2 separate regions of the Homo sapiens genome follow, and region 1 is linked to region 2. Evidence: chromatin contacts called from ENCODE Hi-C data. All regions are on one chromosome and are shown on one strand. Each heading gives the region's core, a stretch centred on a gene start or an enhancer-like site at or near the end of the contact. The rest is flanking DNA. Distances are from core to core; before and after follow the strand shown. Region 1 overlaps BCL2 (BCL2 apoptosis regulator). Region 2 overlaps LOC124904307 (a long non-coding RNA gene).

The links. A loop is a pair of places that touch in the nucleus more often than their neighbours do. Pooled maps may share reads with other maps.
Region 1: a loop to region 2 is called in a map with no recorded cell type, with 19 times the contacts of the local background. The contact joins two enhancer-like sites. A Hi-C loop is called at or near these places in 3 of 37 single-sample maps with no recorded cell type and 2 of 50 pooled maps.

Annotation. Positions count from the first base shown.
Region 1 is chr18:63,156,911-63,163,150 of GRCh38, reverse strand. All of the region lies in intron 2 of BCL2 (BCL2 apoptosis regulator), which reads left to right. Among named protein-coding and RNA genes, the nearest start is that of BCL2, 160 kb to the left of the region's middle. RefSeq lists enhancers at 921-970, 1,171-1,460, 1,551-1,790, 2,201-2,320, 4,036-4,135 and 3 more. Within about 2 kb of position 1,955, at least 31 of the 41 ENCODE cell types and tissues checked have a DNase peak (open chromatin) inside an H3K27ac peak, as active enhancers do.
Region 2 is chr18:54,259,854-54,266,375 of GRCh38, reverse strand. LOC124904307 (a long non-coding RNA gene) reads left to right here. Exons shown (of 2, transcript XR_007066379.1): 2 at 5,215-6,522. Among named protein-coding and RNA genes, the nearest start is that of POLI, 6.4 kb to the left of the region's middle. RefSeq lists enhancers at 2,329-2,378, 4,164-4,223. Within about 2 kb of position 4,320, at least 5 of the 41 ENCODE cell types and tissues checked have a DNase peak (open chromatin) inside an H3K27ac peak, as active enhancers do.

The sequences.
Region 1 (6,240 bases), core at 706-3,205, 8.9 Mb before region 2:
AGGGTGGCCAGCCATGGTGACTCACACCTGTAATCCCAGCACTTTGGGAGGCCGAGGTGGACCAATGACTTGAACCGAGGAGTTCAAGACCAACCTTGGCAACATAGCCAGACCCCATCTCTACAAAAACTAGCCAGACATAGTGGCACATGCCTATAGTCCCAGCTACTCAGGAGGTTGAGGCAAGAGGATCACTTGATCCTGGGAATTCAAGGCTGCAGTGAGCTATAATTGCGACTGCACTCCAGCCTGAGTGACAGAGCAAAAGTTTCTCAATTTAAAGGAAGGAAGGAGGGAAGGAAGGAGGGATGGAAAGAAGGAAGGAAGGAGGGAAGGAAAGAAGGAAGGAGGGCAGAGTTTGGGGGTTTGGGAGGGTGAAGGCATGGAAATGAAGGCTCTGGTGTCTTCCTTGGAGGAGCAGTGAGGATGCTGCCCTAGTGGTAGCCAAGGATTAATTGTGCCAAGAGCATAGATGGTGCTAGAAAATCAGGCGACAGTAGCTGGATTATGAAGGTCTTCACAAAGCAGGCAAATGAGTTCAGATTTGGTTTAATAGAAAATAGGAAGTGAGAAAGAGGTAAGAAACACGATCTAGAATGCTGGCCAGCTGTGTCACCCGCGTGCCTGCCTGCACCAGTAGTGTCCCCGAGCTGGGCCTGACACCATTCTTTGGTGATGGTGGAATAAAGGCAAGTTGAAGAAATAAAAACATGTTCATATATGTGAGTTCCCAAGACAAACCACAGCAGATCCCAGGAATGTGTTTCTGATTGAGCAATGAAGACGTGTTGGTGGGGTTTTGGTTGGGGTGGGTGTGGGTGTCATCTCTGTTTCATGAGGTCTAAATTTCTACTGGCTCAGAAAAAGAACTTTGAGCAGTTTTTTGTTTATATGGGTCATCATCGTCTTCAATTTTTGTGGAGTTTTCTCAGAGCTTCTTGATGGTCTGCTAATACTAAAATAAATATATTAGGCCTTTTGCCTGTCTCTTCTTTTCTGTCACTGGGTGATGGCCTTTGTTTCCTCTAATGGACACATTCCAGATTTGAGTGCGGAGCGGGCAGTCCCTGGCTGCTCATGTCTGACATCGTTCCCTCCCTGTGTAGCAAAGGGAAATCAACAGCACGTGGGAGGGGGAATCTGTGTTCTAAGAACTGCTTTGGTTTACACATCTATAGATAACACTCAACCAGCACTGCAGGTCACATGGACCGGCTGGTGAGGCTGAGGATGAGTCACTTTTAAATTACTCATAGAGAAAGAAATATGTTTCTGAAAGCCAGAGTGGTTGGCTTACACATGGAGGTAAGAGAGAAAGCAGGCAGCTTCATAAAGCACTCAGACCTCCTGTGACAGCTGACGTGGTGTGTAGTGCGTCAGGTGGGAAGACGGGGCCCTGCGTCCTCAGCAATGTATTTGGAGGTGAGGCTTTTTGTTGATGGGAACCCCTGTGCTGGGACTTGGGGGTATTTAGGATACATTTCCATCTAGCTAGACTTTCTCTTACAGTCCCACTTTGTAAATGGCCCTAGGACCCTTGATTAACTTTCAGTAACACAGTCTAGTGGTGAACACCAAGCCATCTGAGGCTGAAATATGGAGAAGTATGTCAGTCCAACAGAAGGTCAGATGGGGAGGGGCGAGGGAGCTTTCAGAAAGTCTTGGAGTACAAGGGCCTCAGCTGAGCCTCGAAGGTCTTCATTCGTTGCAAAGAAGAAGGAATTCTGTCCCAAGCGAGATGGAAAGATCATCTGAGCAAAAAGAAAGCATCAGTGACAGAGGCTGCAACTTCATTTCACTGGCTGAGTCTAAATTTTTTTCACAGGAAAAAATATACAGAAGACAAGAGAACAATCACCAAGGAAGCCCAAGGCACTGCTTACTAAATTGGTCCAAGGGGGGGATTTCACCAAATGCAAATGAACAAAGAACAATACATGTGACTCAAAATATCCGTTATGCTCTTAATACTTACGAGAGGGTGTGAGGCAGGGAGGTGACCTTTTCAAGGGTTGAAAGCTGTCAACTTTTCAACCACATTGTTTTCATTGCTGGGAGATTGAAGACAGGATCACCTCAGGGTACCATTTTGGAAAAGTGATTTAAAAAAAATTAAAAACTCCTTCCTGCATAATGTTTTGGGACATTTTGAATTGTTTTTGCCGTGAAGACATAGAATTCAGGTGTCCAGGAAATACTGCAACCTTTTATGAGAAATGAATACCCAGAAGTCTAGAGCTGCCTGGCACTCACTCTGGCAGGTCTTCCACCTCTGGTCCCTCTCCAGCAGAAGGGCTAGTGAGCAGTTTAGGACCCCTGGAGCAGGGGTACCCTTACCCCCACCCCAAAGGAAGCGATGTGGCTTTTTTCTCGCAGCCCCGCCCCCATCCCTTTGACAGGTCACTAGAACAACAGAGTGCCCAAGTGGAGACAGGGAGGAATGTGATGGTTGGAGGGACCTAAAAATAACCATTTTTCCCTCATCCTGAATGTGCTACCCTGGGCCAGACATTCCCTGAAGGGCTCCTCTGAAATCTGGGAAACAGGAAATGCTAAGAAAATCTCTAATTTGCCTGGTCATGTGAACTCCTCTCGGTGTTGAAACAGAATTTTGGAAGAGGGGACTCTGCACTGTGGTTGAGCCCTCCTAATCAGAGAACATTTGCCCCTATGAGAATATGGTGGATGTGACTATTCAGCCTCAACTTCCCTCTTTCTAAACATGTAAACTCTGATGCCTAAAGAACAAAACCAGAAAAGAAACCCACTCGGTCTTAGTTGCGTATCTGAGTGCCGACAGGGCGGCTGAGAGGGGCCCACGTGCCTGTCGCTAAAAAGCCCCTTTGGCATTTCATAACAGGACCCAATCCCGCAGACTTGTCTGTGCAGGCTCACGCACCATCTTCAAAACCTTTACTACCTGTATTTGTAGTAGATGATTAATGATTAGGCTTTCTTCCCACACATTTGGCTTTGATAATCTCCACTCAAAAATATTCAGATGCAAATAATTTAAAAACAAAGTGGCTCCAAGGGCTCTTTCTGGGAGGATGGAAATGCTGCATATCTTGATAGGGGAGTGAGTTAAAGGGATGTATGCCTTTGTCAATATTCATAAAACTGTACACATGATATATTCATTTTGTTGTATGTAAATGATACTGAGAATGAAAACTCTTAAGATAATAAAGTGGGTTGAGTTTGGAAACCAGAAAAAGTGGACACGATGTAAATGACCCCGCTGAAAACGATTCGAGTTGGCCAGCAGAAACTAAGAAATGCGTACGCGTGGGCAGTCCCCACTGTGCGGGGAAATCTTTGCAAGGTGAGCAGATTCAGCTCAGCTCATAGAAACTCCAGCTGATTCTGCACATTCATCTGTGTTTTTGTAGGTGTTTTTGGTGTCTTTGTGTCCATTTCTGTTTGGCTCATTTCCCTACTCAATTGGATTTTGACTTCTATTTCCTGAATACAACACCCCCGCAATACCTAATATCCCAGGCCTGTGAAAAGTGAATGCCTAATAAATGTCCACTCACTCACTGAGATGGACTGCTTCTCCTGTCTCTGTTACATTCTATCAAAATTAGCCAGTGCATTTGGCCCTAAATGCATTTGTAAAAATGGAAAGTAAAAGGAGAAACATTCATACTTGTACTAGTTTTGAGAAAATTCCCAGTTATCTCTGCTTCTAAAAGAAATCCGTTTCAGAACTTTTACTTGGGAAAAATTGCTTTTGCCTAACAGGAAAAATAAAACATAGACTCCAGACGCAGTGATGTTCGTGTGAAATTAAGAAAACAGAGTTAATGTTGATGTCTTAGTGGAGGCGAAGGTACGCTTCCTTTCTCTCTTTTTCCCCCTTTTCAAGGCAAATCAGAAGACCGGGTGTGGAAATTCCTGCAGGTTTGCTCTGTGTCGGTTTGCACGTTTGTAGATGGAGTTTCATGCTTTTTCTCACTAGTCAGTCTTTTTGTCATCATCTCATCTTGAAACTAGAGAGGAAGGGAATGGAAGGGCAAATTGCTAATATCAGAGACCTCTGGAAATTCCCCTTTTATGGTACATGAGTATTTAAGAACAGTTCTCTTTCAGTTGTGTTTTTGTGATTTTGGTGACACTCAGTGGGCCCAGCCCTGCCTCTAGTCAGACTCCAGTGTCCTTCAGCAGCTCTCTAGGGCATGGGCTGGAGGCAGTGGGATGGGGGGTTAACGTGAATTGCACTGCTTTGGAAAAACAGCCCAAGAGAGATCCTTTTTTTAAAGTAGATAACCTGAGCATAAATCTATACTCACATGATTTTTAAAAATTAACTTATCTAGCATCTTTTATAAACTGATAAATCTCTCATGAATTAATGACTCACCAGTGCCTAAATGGTGGGCAGACAGGCGGCGCTATAAATTTCTCTTGGCATTTTGTGTGTCATTATATATGATAAGTTCCAGTAATGGCCTGGCTTCATTGAAGGTTATTTTAAAGGAAGAAGCTTTTTATCCCACATGGTTTCAGGCAATACCTTATTGAAGATGACTTAGACCTTGGATTCTGGGGTTGGAACAGGCTTGTGTCCACTGCCTAAACAGGGCCAGCACAGCTTCGTGGGGGGCCTCTGGAGGAAGGGGCCCCAGGAAGGAGTCAGGTCTTTCTGCTCACTGGCTGTCAGGCTGCCTGGGGGTCTCGGAGGGTCCAGAGCAACTGATGGCTGGTGTGGAGGAGAGCGTGTGACAGCCAGTCCCAAGGCCAGGCTATGAGAGACTATGCTAATTAGTGAAGTCCCTGGTAGGGCCAGGTCACTCGGCCACCAGGTAAAAAGTACCAGGTTATTTCTGCCTTGGCAGAAGGAGAAGGTGCATGAATATTACTCATTAATACGCCTCAAGGAACCACTAGGTTAGACAACAAAATACCTTCTGCATCCACTCCCCTATTACTTCCTCACTCCCCAAACATCCTTTCAGTCTGCTCCTCCAGCTTGAGAAACCAGGAGGGTCTTCCTACCGAGTGGTGCCTCCCGAGCCTCTGGGGTACAGCTTGTGACCCTCCTCAATCAAATGAATCCCAGGGTTCCAGGCCAGGTGAGTATAGATGGACTTGGAGCTTTTCTTATGAAATGTCTTGAGCTGAGTTTCTTTTTCCTGCTACGCCGAACTCTGTATATGTTTGTTTTTGTTCTAATTTTGGCTTCAGAAAAAAAAAAGAAGAAAAGAAAAGAAAAAGAATGTTTGGGTACAGTGTAAAAGTTTTCTCAGATCCAGATTGGAAACTCCCTCATCACTCTGAAACCGGACAGGTGCTGAGCGGTATTTGTTTCTCTGTCAATAAACAGCACGTACTTGGCCTAGACATAAACTCCTGCGGGAGCAGTGGTGCACATGGGCCTATTTCAGTGTTTGGGAAGGACTGAAGGGCCCTGAATTAGGAGGAAGGTCTGCTTCTCACCCCTTCTCTTTTGATCTTCTGATAGAGACCACATAGTGTTCTCTTCATGGTATTTTGATGGCATATGGCGTATAAACACAGGTGTGACCTTTACACAGTGCACTGCGTTACAATTATAATAAGTGAGAGGAGATAAAGCCAGCTGGAGTTTAAGGTTAACGCTGAAAACAGCGAACGCTAATTTTCACTGAAAACAATGTCACAGAGCAAGGCGTAGGTGCCCCTTTTCAACTGCCGCGTGCATGGTTCTATGAACAGCCCCAGGTGAAGGGTTTCCATGAAATAAGCCACCTCCTGGGGTACAGAAATACTTAGTGATGCATCCTCTGAGGATCCCCTTTGGGACCACCCTCCTGGGCGGCATATCCCAAATCCTTGTTTGGATGGGAAGGGAGCATTAGGTAACTTCACTTGGAACAAGGTACCATGATTATGTCTGGTCCTGTTTTCCGTGCTGACAGGCAGTTCACCTCTCCGGGACTCAGTGTCCTTGATTTTAAAATAAGGGACTTTGACCATATTCCTTCAGTTTCTTGCCTTCTGGTTTTTTACACAAGAGGCTCAGCCCAGAAGCCTAACCCCAGATGCATACTTAATTCCTCGGGAAAACAAAATATTTGTCAGACCCACAATTAACTTAATTGTTTATTTGTGCAAAGGCTTTCTTGTTTAGTTCCAGGACTTGCTGTTGAAATTTGAAAAAGGGTGGCCCCAGATTCATGTTCACATGAGTAGCTGCGGTAGCTACTCACCAGCTAGCTCCTGGGAGAGAAAATGGAGAAGAAAGCGAGGGAAGAA
Region 2 (6,522 bases), core at 3,071-5,570:
AAGAGGCACGAAAATAAAATTTATATAAGCTAACGTGTCTCATTGTTTTGGAATGTTTTAGGAAAAAAGGATTTTGGGGTTTGATTCTAAAAATCCCTACTCCCAGTTTTAATTAATAGGATCTAATCTAGAATAACTTCAGGAAATAGCTGTCTTGAGCTTGGGTCATAACTGTATATTTAAGTGCCAAATGAAGAAAACAATTTCAAGGCAGAATAGACATAGTTAATTAAATAATATTATGGTCAAACAAAATTTATGGAGGAGCATGGATTTACAGAGCGTGGCTAGTGGATAAAGAAGCTGGAGGCATTTTAGAGCTTCAGAAGTCAAGACATGCCAACACGGTGGCTCACATCTGTAATCCCAGCTACTCAGGAGGCTGAGGCAGGAGGATTGCTTGAAGCCAGGAGTTTGAAGCTTCAGTCATGTATGATTATGCCACTGCACTCCAGCCTGGGCAACAGAGCGAGACTCCATCTCCAAAAAGAAACAAAGAAAGAAAGTCAGCACATTATGAACTTAAATACATTTAAAAGGATAAGCATGAACTCCCATGTCAGTGGAGGGTAGGAAATAGGCATCAGTGGTTACTTCTCTCCTCTTAGCCAAATTGGCCACATATGGCTCAGAGGAAGAACACTAGACAATGTTCAAGGTATTTCATATGAAGAATGTGAGGGTGTTTGTGTCTGTATTTTATGTTGGTGGGTGGCTAAGTGGGTAGAGTTGACCATGGAGTTAAAGGAGCAATTTGAATTGGCAAAGGCACAGAGGATTTGATTTTGTGAGGTCTTTGGCCTAACGCAATCGTTCTCAAGCAAGCTGATTTTGTTCCCTAGTGAATATTTGGCAGTGTCTGGAGATATTTTAGGTGGTCACATCTCTGTGTTGGAGCTCTGTGCTACTGGCATCTAATGGGTAGGGGCCAGGGATATTGCTGAACATCCTGCAGTGCAAAGACAAACCTTTATGACAAAGAATTATTCATCCCAAAGTGTCAATTGGTCCGTGGTTGGGATACCAGTAGTGTCTACACCACCTTGCTCCCAACTAGCCTCTTCAGATTAGGGTCTCCAGTTGTAATGAAGAATTGGTCTTCAGTTACGTGCTTTTAATTATAGATAGGACCAGGTTTGGTGGCTCATGCCTGTAATCCCAACACTTTGTGAGGCCAAGGCAGGAGAATGGCTTGAGCCCAGGAGTTTCAGACCAGCATAGTGAGACTTCGTCTCTAAAAAAAAGTAATAAAAAAAAAAATTAACCAGGCCTGGTGGGACATGGCTGTAATCCCAACTACTAGGGAGGCTGAGGTGGGAGGAATGCTTGAGCCTGGGAGGTTGAGGCTGCAGTGAGCTGTGATTGTACCACTGCACTCCAGCCTGGGCAACAGAGTGAGACTCTGTCTCAAAAAAAAAAAGAAACACACACACACACAAAAGAAAAGAAAAGAAAAGAAAAAAGGGTATAAAAGATGAAAATAAGTATTATTTAGTTGCTTCTCACTGTGGGAATTTACATTCTGATACTAAAAAACAAATGGTATGCATTTGCTGGAAAAGAAATTTAAGAAAAATATCCACGGCTTGGCGTGGTGGCTCACACCTACAATCCCAGCACTTTGGGAGGCCAAGGTGGGCTGATCACTTGAGGTCAGGAGTTCAGGACCAGCCTTGCCAACACAGTGAAACCCCATCTCTACTATAAATCCAAAAATTAGCTGGGCATGGCCCATAATACCAGCTACTCAGGAGGCTGAGGCAGCAGAATCACTTGAACCCGGGAGGTGGAAGTTGGCAGTGAGCAGAGATCCTGCCACTGTACTCCAGCCTGAGCGACAGAGACTAGGTCTCAAAAAAAAAAAAAAAAGAAAAGAAAAGAAAAGAAAAAGAAAAAGAAAAAATATCCACACTTTTATGGAGCTTATGAATTGCCCCTAGGGTGAAAAGCTAATGAGTCAGGAATAATTTGAAAAGCGAAGAGACTAAAACCAGAAAACACAGGCTTCAAAAGGTTAAAAGCAAACTATAATTATGCTATGCTGGCTGTAGTACAATGTACATGTCCTGCGGTATTTACTTACCTTTCATCCATGGGTCTCAAACCTTTTGCATGAACATTTCAAGTGTCCAAAGAAACCTTTTTTTTTTTTCCACCATCACATTGCACACCATAGCTGCAGATTGCAGTTTCAGGTTTACTCTGTGTAACCTAAAAGTATCTGCTGCACACCATGTGATTGGGGCTAAAAGAAGGTGTAAGAGACTGGAGTTTTTCTAACAGTCATCTTCTTGCTCTGACTTTTCTTTGTGGTGCTGTAAAAGTCTGATGAAAAGCCTGCATAGTCATTTCAGTAATGATATTTTAAATGTTGTTTGCCAGGGTGTGTGCTTAATGGACCTAGCCTCATCATTTTGGATGGAGAGAGGTGCAGACCAATATGATCACAATACAAGTCATTTGGTCCTAGTTTGTAAATAAAGTCTGCAAGGTTCAGCCATTGACAGAAAGAAACTACGTGGTGTCACGTAGAAGGTACAAGCAGATCAGTAGAGATCAGGTATACTGTTTTAAGTTTATAGACATTTAACTTTAATGAAACATTTTGTAAAGTACCTCTTTTTCTGATTGCAAAAGTAATACATTATTATTATAGAGAATTTGAAAAACATAGGACTTAAGAAAATGATGGAAATAATCTGTAATAATCCATAATCTTGATGCTCAGAAAACCATGCTTTAATCATTTTTTCACAAAGCATGACAAAAAGAAAGTTGCGGTTTTTTTTTTTTTTTTTTCCCGAGACAGAGTCTCACTCTGTCACGCAGGCTGGAGTGCAGTGGCACGATCTTGGCTCACTGCAACCTCCACCTCCCAGGTTTAAGCAATTCTCCTGCCTCAGCCTCCCAAGTAGCTGGGATTACAGGTGTGCACCACCATGCCCCACTAATTTTCTGTATTTTCCATGAATAAATTTGTGTATTTATTTACCAAACCACGAAAACCACTGTAAGATGCATTGCCTAAATAAATGACACAGAAAACGTTCTATCCATGTATTTGTTTTTAATGTTAATTCGAAGAACATGAATAAAGACAGTCTCAACTTCATCTTGGAAATGCTAACAAATTCAACTTAATAATCTCCATTTTTCTGGTTTGAGATTAATATAAACTCTCTATAAAGAAAAGTAATGCTTATATTTATAGGACTTTTTCTTACTGTTGCTTCAAAGACTTCATTGAAGTACTTATTGATCCTAAAATTACTGCTTCTGTGTCTACTTAAAAATTTTTTTTCTTCATATCCATTGTTTAAGAAATCTTACTAAAACAAAAAGGTATAAACCATAAAGTTAAAATCCTTCCTAATCCCCACTCCACCTTGAGGTGACCATTGCTAACAAAATTTGATACATTTAGGCTTTTATTTATAATATTCTTAGTATAAGGAAGACACAATGAAAAATATTCTAATTCACATGAGTGGGATCACACTATGTATACTATTTGCATTAGACTTTTTTACCTAGTATATCTTGAACACCATTTCCTTTCAGTGCACAAAAATGTACTGCATTCTTTTTAATGGCTACATTGTTTCACCAATTCCATAATCATGGACACTTATTTCTGATTTTTTGCTGTTACCAGTAATGCTGCAGTGAACATTCTTGTTCATATACCTTTGTGCCCTTCTTCATGGGTTTGATCCCACCCTTCCCTAAGACACATCCAATCTCCTAAAATTCTAGAATAATGTTATATTTTCCAAATTCTCCATCATAATCATGGATTACTTTTTCAATTAAAAAAATGAGGTACTGGCTGGATGCAGTGGCTCACACCTGTAATCCTACCATTTGGGGAGGCCAAGAAAGGAGGATTGCTTGAGTGCAGGAGTTCAAGGCCAGCCTGGGCAACATAACAAAATCCCATCTCTACAAAACTTTAAAAATTAGCCAAGCATGATGGTGTGTGCCTGTAGTCCCAGCTCCTGAGGAGTCTGAGGTGGGAGGATTGCTTGAGCCTAGGAGGTCCAGACTACAGTGAGCTATGATCACGCCACTGCACTCCAAACTAGGCAACAGAGGGACATTGTTTTCCAAAAACAAACAAAAAATGAGGTACTTAAAAAATTACATTAAAGTTAGATGTCTATAAATTTAACACAGTGTGCCTGATCTATGTTAATCTGCTTGCACTTTCTGTATTACATCAAGTAGTTCCCTTTCTCTCAATGACTGAAACTTGCAGACTTTATTTACAAGCACATTATGACACATGAGGCCTGTCGGGTCTACCTCCAAATGTTCTCTCAAATCCCTCTACTTCTCTGTGTCTGTACTGACACTACCCCCACCCCCGCGCCCCAGCCCACATACATACAGTTATCTCTGGTTTGGCCTGCTGTACTGGGCTCCTAGTATCTGCTTTTTACAATCTGTGAGCCTTAGGACAGCCAGAATAATATTTTAAAAATGTAATATCTAATTTCCTTTTCCTGCCAAAAATCCTTCAAAGGCTTCCTACAATACCTAAAGTAAAAATCAAACCCTTTACTCGCCATGGTCCTCAAGGCCCTGATGGAGCAGGCTCCATCTCTTCTCTACTTCTCATAGCAAGTGACCATCTTTTCCTACACTTGGGCTACTCTAGCCCCTTTTTTTTTCCTTTTTTTCTTTTTTTTTTTTTTTGAGATGGAGTCTTGCTCTGTAGCCCAGCTAGAGTGCAGTGGCACGATCTTGGTTCACTGAAACCCATGCCACCTGGGTTCATGTGATTCTCCTACCTCAGCCTCCCAAAGAGCTGGGATTACAGGCGTGCACCACTATGCTTGGCTAATTTTTGTATTTTTAGTACAGATGGTGTTTCACCATGTTGGCCAGGCTGGTCTCGAACTCCTGACATCAGGTGATCTGCCTGCCTCAGCCTCCCAAAGTGCTAGGATTACAGGCGTCAGCCACCACGCCCAGCCTCTAGCCCCTTTTCTATTCTGGCGACACATATTAGTTGTGGGTTGGATACCCAGAGGCCCAGGAGAGCCAGTGGTATAGTTCTAGTCTGAACCAGAAGGCCTGAGAACCAGGAAAGCTGATGATGTAAGTTCCAGCCCAAGCCTAAAACATCAGGTGAAGACTGATGTCCCAGCTCAAAGACAGTCAGATAGAGGGTGCAAATTCTCCCTAACTCAACCTTTTTGTTCTATTCAGGTTTTCAATGGATTGGACGACGCCCATCCACCGTGGGGAGGGAAAACTGTTCTACTCCATCTGCTGATTCAAATTTTAAGCTCATCTACAAACACTTCAAAGATACTCCCAGAATAATGTTTAACCAAATATCTGGGTCCACCATGACCTAGTCAAGTTGATACATGAATTAACCATCACAGGACAATTTTCTGCCTCCAAATCATTCTGAAGTTTGGAACGTTTTTCACAGAACTGGTTTGTTCTCTTTTTTGAGTTCTCTGTTCAAATGTCAACACCTCAGACTGACCTTTCCAAACTGCACTGACTCAGAAGGCCTCCCCCAGAGTTACCACATTCTCTCATATCTTACTGAGTTTCGTTTATAACACTTATCCCAATATGTAATTATCTTATTTACATCTTACTTGTTTTTAATGTCTCTCTCTCCTATTAGAACATATTAGGGTGGAAAACGTGTATGCCTTGTACTTTAATAGAATCCACCAAAAATATACTTGCGGTAAATAAATATTATTTATTTCTTTTTTTTTTTTTTTTCAGATGGAGTCTCATTCTGTCGCCCACGCTGGAGTGCAGTGGTGTAATCTCTGCTCACTGCAACCTCCACGTCCTGGGTTCAAGCAATTCTCCTGCCTCAGCCTCCCCAGTAGCTGGGATTACAGGCACATAACACCATGCCTGGATAGTTTTTTGTATTTTTTTAGTAGAGACCGGGTTTCACCATGCTGGCCAGGCAGGTCTCGAACTCCTGACCTTGTGATCCGCCTGCCTCGGCCTCCCAAAGTGCTGGGATTACAGGTGTGAGCCACCCCGCCTGGCCAACAAATATTATTTCAACATCAGTGGAAAAATTGACACCTGAATGATGTCAGATTTAAAAGACTGTTATAAACAAATTTTCCTTACCAAATTCCAAACACTATATGTAGATAAGCCCTCCTGTAGGAAGGCTAATCTCCCCCTTTCCTAATCTCCCCCTTTTTGCTGGTGGGCTAGACATAGTGACTGGTTGCTGAAGAATAGAGTGTAGAAGGAGAGGAATATGCTGGGTGCAGTGGCTCACGCCTGTAATCCCAACACTTTGGGAGGCCGAGGTGGGTGGATCACCTGAGGTCGGGAGTTTAAGACCAGCCTGACCAACATGGAGAAACCCCGTCTCTACTAAAAATACAAAATTAGCCGGGGTGGTGGTGCATGCCTGTAATCCCAGCTATTCGGGAGGCTGAGGCAGGAAAATCGCTTGAACCCGGGAGGCAGAGGTTGCAGTGAGCTGAGATCGTGCCATTGCACTCCAGCCTGGGCAAC